2 separate regions of the Homo sapiens genome follow, and region 2 is linked to region 1. A link is a loop called in an ENCODE intact Hi-C map of the cell type or tissue named here. Cell type or tissue: lower leg skin. All regions are shown on one strand. Links, peaks and the distances in the headings refer to the core of each region. The heading gives the core; the rest is flanking DNA.

Evidence for each region. Hi-C counts contacts between places; a loop is a spot of excess contacts. Peaks named below come from ENCODE experiments on the same cell type or tissue, not always from the same donor. Only the 100,000 strongest peaks of a DNase experiment are listed, where the experiment ranks them.
Region 2: a loop joins it to region 1, with 26 times the contacts of the local background. A loop is called at or near these places in 10 of 110 quality-filtered maps.

What each region holds. Positions count from the first base shown.
Region 1 is chr16:15,054,057-15,058,445 of GRCh38, forward strand. It overlaps NTAN1 (N-terminal asparagine amidase), which reads right to left and starts at 2,018. Exons shown (of 10, transcript NM_173474.4): 1 at 1,835-2,018. The coding sequence starts at 1,915. It also overlaps a transcript of PDXDC1 not described here. RefSeq lists a silencer at 1,389-1,573. In lower leg skin, for the core only: no CTCF peak of the experiment used is centred there; DNase peaks (open chromatin) are centred at 295, 1,495, 1,755, 2,125 and 1 weaker place; H3K4me3 peaks cover 914 bases.
Region 2 is chr16:14,978,685-14,983,073 of GRCh38, forward strand. All of the region lies in intron 1 of PDXDC1 (pyridoxal dependent decarboxylase domain containing 1), which reads left to right. Among named protein-coding and RNA genes, the nearest start is that of PDXDC1, 5.9 kb to the left of the region's middle. In lower leg skin, for the core only: no CTCF peak of the experiment used is centred there; no DNase peak of the experiment used is centred there.

The sequences.
Region 1 (4,389 bases), core at 130-4,129:
TCCCCTCCTCACCCGGGCTGCTCCGGAGAAACTGGCCAGGACACCCACCCACTGGGCCCTTCCCCTCCTGCCCGCCGCGCCCCAGGCGGCTTGCCCAGCTGCGATGCCCTCACCCTTCTTCTCCTTTTCAAATCTCTCTCGTGCCTGCATCCTTCTTCACTTACACTGCCGCAAATCAAAGTGATCGCCCCCTTCCAAAGTTCCTGTAACACAAACTGGTCCCCAGTACACAGCCTTTCTAGGACATGTCTTCTTAAATAGGCCAAAACCTTCCTTCGAGAGAAGCAGCCCCGGTATGTCACCAAATCTCCCTCCACACTTAAGTGTGCAGCCCGGGACACCCATCTAACTTTCTATCACGGACATTTTCAAACAGACATAAAAGTAGAGCATCCCCTAAATTCTTCAGGCGGCTGAAATTATTTTTCCTTGGTGAGTCCTACTCTTGACTTCGCTAGCTAACAGGACAGTAACACAACGCAAGGATAAAGTGACACGCCACCACGCCTAGCTCGGTGCATGTTGGCTAACAGACGATGGTCGGTCCTGAAATGCAAGCTGAGAATCACACAGAGCTGTCTGCCTTCTCCCCGTCAGTAAGTCCTTGTCACCCTTCAGAACACGTTCAGGGGTCATTTTGTGACCTCATTTATGCAGCAAATCTTTACTGAGCGCCAATTCTATGCCAGGGACCGTCCTACACTCTGAGGATACAAAAGTGAGGACACTACTCTTATCTGCCTTCAGGAGGCTTACATTCTGGCGACAGACCAATAGAGAACAAACAAGCAAACAAAATAATCACAAACTGTACAGCTGTGACAGATGAAACCTCTAAATGCCTTCCCCAACCCAACACACTTGGTCAGGTTCCTGTGCTTCCCATCTCAGAGTGAAAGGGGACGCTTTTTCTTTATGGTACTTAACAGTTTATAGTATCTGAGCCTTCTTCATCAGAAACCATTCTCCCTTCTAGACTATAAACACTCCGAGGGCAGGGACAGTGATCAGTACGTTGCCCAACAGATATTAGGGGCTCGATATTTGACTCTCAAATCAAGGAACTGATTGATTCCCCTTTAACAGGATCTATGGCAAATAGGACGTCTGCCCCCGCCGCCACGCCCCGCTCTTTTTAAAACCTGAGAACCCCCTTGCCAACAGTCCCTGCATAAGCGTGGACAAGAGTTCAGAGATCTATTTGAGCACAAAAGCAGAAAAAACAAAAACAAAACCCGTGCATCAGGGCGTGGTCCTATGGCCCAGCTGCGGAAAGCAGGGCTCTCTCTCCCGGCTAAAAATAACTCGGCGCCCTACGCCCCGGGGGTAGGGGAGAGAGAGGAGGAAGGACTGGGGGTCCCCGCCAAGATCCCCCAGGCCAAACGCTCTCCGAAGCCCACCCTGGAATAACCTCCTGCTTCACGGGGACGCAAGGACGAAGCAACGTTCACCGCAGGCTGCGGGTCCCCGAAGGCGGGCGGCCGGATTTGCCTAAACGGACCCAGCCCTATGGGGGCTGCAGCCGCCCCGTCGGGGAATGGGGGTCCCGGCGTGTCCCCGAGCCGCAGTGCTGTGCGACCTTGGGCAAGTCACCTAACCTCTCTGGGCCCCCGTCCCCTCCCTTGTCAGAGAGTGGCCTCCGGGGCAGCCCGCTGAAGTCTAAAGAAGGCAAAAACTCCCCGACCCCTCAAGGGGAAGACGCGAGCCGACGGCCGGGGCTCCGGATGTGCCAACAGCGCCAAGTTTCAAGTCTGTGTCGCGTGAGGGGGGCGCTAGCCCGCCCTGCAGCTTCCCCTCGGGCCCGCCCCGAAGCCCCGCGCCGCGCCCCACTCACCTCCAAAGGCGGGTGGGCTCGGACGAGGTCCCCGGCTGACTGCGGCAGCCGCACTCGCCGCCCCTCGACGAGCAGCGGCATCGCGGAGGCGGCCGCCCAGGCAGGCCCAGGGAGGCGGCGGCCCCCCGCTTTGCAGCCCCGGGCCGCCCGCCGCCCCCGCCCCTCGGGCCGCGCGTCCCGCCTCGTCCTGCCCCGCCCCACCGCGGGCGCTGCCGGGAAGTGGAGTCCAGGCGGAGGCGGTGCCGGCCGAAGAGACTGGAGAAATCCAGGACATGGCCGCAAGGCCTCACGGGAAATGTAGTCCAAAGCCAGGAAGTGGCCCTGGAAGCAGCGCGCGGCCCGCCTCCTCCGCAAGGGGCGCTGGGAAGTGTAGTCCCAAAAGCGTGGGAGTGAAGGAGCGGGGAAAGGAGAGCTGCCAGGGAGCAGCTGCACCAGCCAAGAGAGCCTCCGGGCGAGTTCCTGGGGCGGGTTCTGGCTCCGACTGCTGCGCTTTAGGTCATTGCTCCACGCTTCCCAGGTGTGTGACCTTCCACAAGCTTGAGTTTGGGACCCTGCTGTGCAGCTCCGTAGGATTGCATTCAATGAGTAATAATAAACCTAATCAGGCGGGCACGGTGGCTCACGCCTGTAATCCCAGCACTTTGGGGGGCCGAGGCAGGAGGATCGCTTGAGGCCAGGAGTTCGAGACCAGCCTGGGCAACATAGTGAGACCCACCCTCCCCCATACCCTCGTCTCTGCCAAAAATTTAAAAATTAACTGGGCACGGTGGCATGCACCTGTGATCCCAGCCACTCTGTAGGCTGAGGCGGGAGGATCTCTTGACCCCAGGAGTGGGAGGCTGCAATGAGCTATGTTTGGGCACTGCAGAGGGACACTCTGTTTCTGAAAATAATAAAAATAAATGTAAACGGTCTTAAACTGAGAAAATAGATCCTGAACTGTGCTAGCCCCACGTACTAAAGAGATCATCGATTAACACGTCGTGATTGGAATGCAATAGGCCACTCACAGGTGGGCTGGGAACCGTGGGGGAAGGATTTGCGGATACTGACTGCAGAGCCCCTAATCTGAGGACAGGTCCCCAAGGTGAGAGGCGTCTCACCGTGGAGCTCTCTTCTAAAACTTGGAAATATTGCTCAAATTCATCCAACTCTGCAGCACATTAACAAAAAGTAATTTTACAAAAGATACAGAGGAGCCACATGATACAGCAGAAACTTTATTAGAATTTTATCATCTGTATTCATCGTCTTCTTTCATAAATCTCCCCCTCAGCTTACACACCCCGTTCAACAAAAATACCAGGAAATTTACTAAAGAAATGACTGTAGAAGATGGTGTTCCCATCGCCAGGTTACCCAACTTCTCACCCAAAATAACTCTATTTCTAGCTACCAGGAAATTATTTCTCTGTATTATTACACCTACATTTCTCATTTGTCCTTACAAATGTAGGAGCTACTATCAACACCTCATTTGTCATTTGTCCTCACAAATGTAGGAGCTACTATCAACACCTCCGTTATAACAGATACAGTAACTTGCTCAAAGTGGTAGAAATAAGTAGTAGAACGAAGACTGAACCTAGCTTTGCATGATTCCAAAGGCAGTGCTCTCCATCACTATAAGATGCTCCTAGACTGTACTGTAAACAACTCATTCTAATGCAGGTGACATTAAGTAAGTCCCAACTAGGAAGCTCGGAGCTAAAAACAGGGTTTGAAACCAGGGTGATCAATGACCAGCAGGCTGGCCTGGAGCAAGTTACTTAACTTCCCTGAACTGGTTTTGTAGAATAGCATGTTTGTTTCACCTGGTACATACTAAACACTAAAGATAGCTATTATTGGAATTGCAGAGCAAAGAGTAGTCAATCAAAGTGAGGCATTTGGAAGTGCAAAGGTGAAGAACAAGGTTCTGTGGGTTCTGCCTGGGGCTGGTGCAGTTTGCCTAACTGGTTTTTCACTTTTGGGTGATCTTTTTTCAAGTAATCTCAGGTTATCAATCTCCTAGGCTGAGTACTGTGTTAAAGGACTAAATGAGCCAGATAACAAGCAGGAAACCACTCCCCTACCTCTCTTCCCACCCAGCTCCACAAATTTTGGTCTACAGGCAATGAGGAAGCAATAGCAGGTGTGTGGCCAGCACTGCGGCTCATGCCTGTAACCCCAGCACTTTGAAAGGCCGAAGGAGGACTCACTTGAGCCCAGAAGTTCGAGACGAGCCTGGACAACACAGGGATCCCTGCTTCTCCAACAAATACAAAAATTAGCTGGGCATGGTGGCAGGCCTGTAGTCCCAGCTACTCGGGAGGATCAATCAAGCCCTAGAGGTCAAGGCTGCAATGAGGCACGACTGTGCCACTGCACTCCTGCCTGGGTGATTACAGCAAGACCGTCTCAAAAAAAAAAGAAAAAGAAAAAGAAAGCACTAATTACAATGTTGGAAAGCCTGTTTCTTTAAGATAGGAAACCAACCTGCCTCACAAGATGGCTGATGGCAAAGTTCAAAGAATATATACAGGGAAATATTTTTTAAATTACACTTTTTTGAG
Region 2 (4,389 bases), core at 253-4,252, 75 kb before region 1:
GTGCCAGGCCAAAACCTGCTACTCTAAACTTGTAGAATAGCCCAGACCTTTTTCTGTTGGTTAAAAGATCTCATTCTTCCTGGGTATTATGTTTAGGCAAGGTATACTGCAGTTTGTTTGCATTTACTTTAATTCTGTCCTTGAGCAAACTTAAAGCAGTTTCTCAGCGTCAGCACTAGTGATATTTTGGGTCAGATAATTTGCTGTTATGGGGGCTGGCCTGTGCATGGCAGCATGCTTAGCAGTGTCCCAGACCTCTGCTCAGTAGATGCTAGTCGCACTCCCTACACCCAGTTGTAACAATAAGAAATGTCTCAAGATGGGGGCAGTTGTCCCCCAAGGGGTAGAGGGAATTGCCTGTCATTGAAAGTCCCTAATTTAGGGAATCTAGAGCTACAGTTCCGGTTTGGTCACCACTAGCCATATTTGGCAGTTTACATTGAGATTAAAATTAAACACAATTTAAAATTCATTTCCTCAGTCATGCTAGCCACATTTCAAGTGCTCAGCAGCCACATGTGGCTGATGTCTGCTACACTGGGCAGCACAGATGTGGAACATTTCCATCGCAAAGAAGGTTCCACTGGACAGTGCTAAGAGCTGGCAATTCGTGTTTTTTTTTTGAGATGGAGTCTCCCTCTGACGCCCAGGCTAGAGTGCAGTGGCACAGTCTCTGCTCACTGCAACCTCTGCTTTCCGGGTTCAAGCGATTCTCCTGCCTCAGCCTCTCAAGTAGCTGGGATTACAGGCACCCACCACCACACCTGGCTAATTTTTGTATTTTTAGTAGGGATGGGATTTCACCATATTGACCAGGCTGGTCTCAAGCTCCTGACCTCAAGTGATCCACCCGCCTCGGCCTCCCAAAGTGCTGGGGTTACAGGCATGAGCTACTGTGCCCAGCCAATTACTTGTTATATCTAATTCTCATCTCTGAAAGAGGCAACTTTGACCCTGTTTCTGACCTAAATCAGCACAACTCAGCCCATTTTTGGTTCTTGAACTCATCCTGAGCTAAGTGTTTCTTTCCTGCTATTTGGGACTGATTTTAGAAAATTCTTTGTCACCTTGCTGTTATGCTAGAGGTTTATAGCAGCATCAATGGAACATTCCTGATCATTACTTACTGATAAGGACTCCGAGAATTTCTATTCCTGCTCCTTCCTTAAAAAGCATGAGAAAAGAACCCCTGTTAGGCAAGGTTGAAATGACCAGTTTCCGTGTATGGCTTTGTAGATCCCACTCTTTTATATAGAATGAGAGGAGATGAGAGGCTGTAATTGTAGCTTTCATATAAAGCCAATTCCAATGTTACAATGTGAGGGTTTTGCATACAGATGCATGGTGGCTATGGCTGTAAATGATTATCTAATACTGGCTGTCAGGGAAAACTGATGGGACTCGGCCATAGTACAAAGTTCCTGATCCTAGATATTTATGGCTTTGTTCATTCTTGATTTATTCAATTTTGCAGGGGAAGTCAGTGGCAGAGCTATTGATGGTCCCATTTCCGTCTTTGCTCCACTATATCTAGGATTATATGAGTTATAGGTAGAAGTTGGTTGAGCTTGATTTCATCTGTTGTCACCTAAAGCAGAAACCTGTTTTGATTTATAATTTTTTTTTTTTGAGACGGAATCTTGCTCTGTCACCCAGGCTGGAGTGCAGTGGTGCGATCTCAGCTCTATGCGACCTCTGCCCCACTGCAACCTCTGCCCCCTGGGTTCAAGCAATTCTCCTGCCTCAGCTTCCCGAGTAGATGGGATTATTTTTGTGCCACGCCCGGCTAATTTTTGTTTTTTTTATTTTTTATTTTTTTGAGATGGAGTCTCGCCCTGTGGCCTAGGCTGGAGTGCAGTGGCACAGTCTCGGCTCACTGCAAGCTCCACCTCCCAGGTTCACGCCATTCTTCTGCCTCAGCTGGGACTACAGGCGCCCACCACCACACCCAGCTAATTTTTTGTATTTTTAGTAGAGATGTGGTTTCACCAAGTGTTAGCCAGGATGGTCTCGATCTCCTGACCTCCACCTCAGCCTCCCAAAGTTCTGGGATTACAGGCATGAGCCACCGCGCCTGGCCAATTTTTGTATTTTTAATAGAGACGGGGTTTCGCCATGTTGGCCAGGCTGGTCTCCAACTCCTGACCTCAAGTAATCTGCCCACCTTGGCCTCCCAAAGTGCTGGGATTACAGATGTAAGCCACTGCACCCGGCCTTGATTTATAATTTTTATTAATCGAAGGTGAGCTGTGGTCAAAGCCCAATGCTGAGTGCTGACAGAGACACAAGGTGAGTAAGATGTGGCCCCTGCAGGAGGTTGCGTTCTGGTAAGGGAGTATACTTTTTTTTGGACAAATCCTTGTATAGAAAGGGATAAAAAGCATAGGAATTAAGAAACAAATTGTGAGTGCAAGGAGCAAGTGACCAGGAAGGATTATGTGAAAGAGATTCTTTAGGCAGAATATTTAGCTCAGAATTATGCTTTTCTAGAGTTTAATTGTAAATATAATGCAAACCTTTACTTTACGAGTGTGCCTCATATTATTGCTGGTAGATAAAAATCAAGAAACAGGAAAAGCATTTCATCTTTACCTTTCCGATTTGATCGCTCCCTAACAATCCCTGAACAAGGTAAATCCTGAATGGTGATAATCATTCAACCTTCATCTCTGCTAAAAGCATTTCTTTTCCTCCCAGGCAAAAACAAACAGTGCCTGCTGTCTAGCACTAGTTAAACTAGTTAAACACTGCCTATAAAGCTTATCTTAAGGAAGAGTTATAACAGTATCTGCTTCTGTTTAGCAGTTTTCTTTTTGTTCCAGAATAAAGGTGTGATTCCAGGTAAACAGTAAAGTTTTTAGAAATAGAGCTTCCCTATTGTATGCTATTTTTCCATCAGTGTCATTATCTGGAAGTGTTTACTCGTGTTATAAGATCTGTGTGAACTGACACTGCAGTAGTGGTCTCTGGGAACACAGGTTTTTGGAACACGGAGTTGGATCTCTAGCATCTCCAACGTATATCTGAGTCAAGTGATTAGAGGCTTTTTCCCTCCTTCACATACTGCTCTCTGACTGAGATGTGATCTGTGCAGTTAACTTTGCTGCCTCCTTTCCACTGTTGGGTATTTTTGTCCTTTTCTTTTGTTTCTTTTTTTTTTTTGAGATGGAGTTTTGCTCTTGTTGCCCAGGCTGGACTGCAGTGGTGCGATCTTGGTTCACTGTAACCTCTGCCTCTGGGTTCAAGCAATTCTCCTGTCTTAGCCTCCTGAGTAGCTGGGATTACAGGCGCCCACCACCGCGCCCAGCTAATTTTTTGTATTTTTAGTAGAGACAGGGTTTCATCATGTTGGCCAGGCTGGTCTTGAACTCTGTACCTCAGGTGGGCCACTGCACCCGGCCTATTTTTGCCCTTTTCTTTCCTATTTTCTGCCTATCTTCTTGAGGAATTTGTAAGGTTAAATACTTATAGTTACACCTTATACAGTACTTGGCTAACCCTTTTCAACTAGGAAGATTATGATGCTTAATCTTAATGAGCCAGTAATTACAGTATGTCTTCATATTCTCACAGACACACTCAAGCGTAGAGACCATGATGGTTAAAAATAAGACTTTCAAATGACAATATCCAGTTCTTAGAAGATGAGAGGAGACGGCTGAGCATGGTGGCTCATGCCTGTACTCCCAGCACTTTGGGAGGCCGAGGTGGGTGGATCACCTGAGGTCAGGAGTTCGAGACCAGCCTGGCCCACGTGGTGAAACCCCATCTCTACTAAAAATACAAAAATTAGCCAGGTGTGGTGGCTCACGCCTGTAGTCCCAGCTACTCAGGAGATTGTGCCACTGCAACAGAGTGAGACTCCATCTCAAAAAAAAAAGAAGATGGGAGGAGACAAAAGTTCTGGTTCTTAAATACTGTACTGTTGAATCAGGCAAAAATACTTACAAATGTAGAAACTGAGACTCCAATAAGATAAACCAGGTTTACAAGTCACTGTATCAGCTTGGAGGATTCCTGTCCTCTTCTCTCATCCTTGGCCCATAAGGAACATTATGTTCTTGCTGTGGCTTCTCAGTGGTATGTATTATAATAGACGTGTGTGGTGTTTGGGGAACTTGTTTAACTAGTGCTAGACAGCAGGCACTGTTTGTTTTCGCCTGGGAGGAAAAGAAATGCTTTTTGCAGAGATGAAGGTTGAATGATGATCACTATTCAGGATTTACCTTGTTCAGAAAGCTGTGGGAGGCAAGAGTAGTTAAGTTAGGAACAGCTGTCTGGAGCTTTACCTCTTGCTTTTTATCTCAGCCGAAGGTAGGTAGTGATTTTTTTTATGTCTAATGCATATGGTATAAACTAGCATCTCATAACTCCAAGGTCTTCTAATAT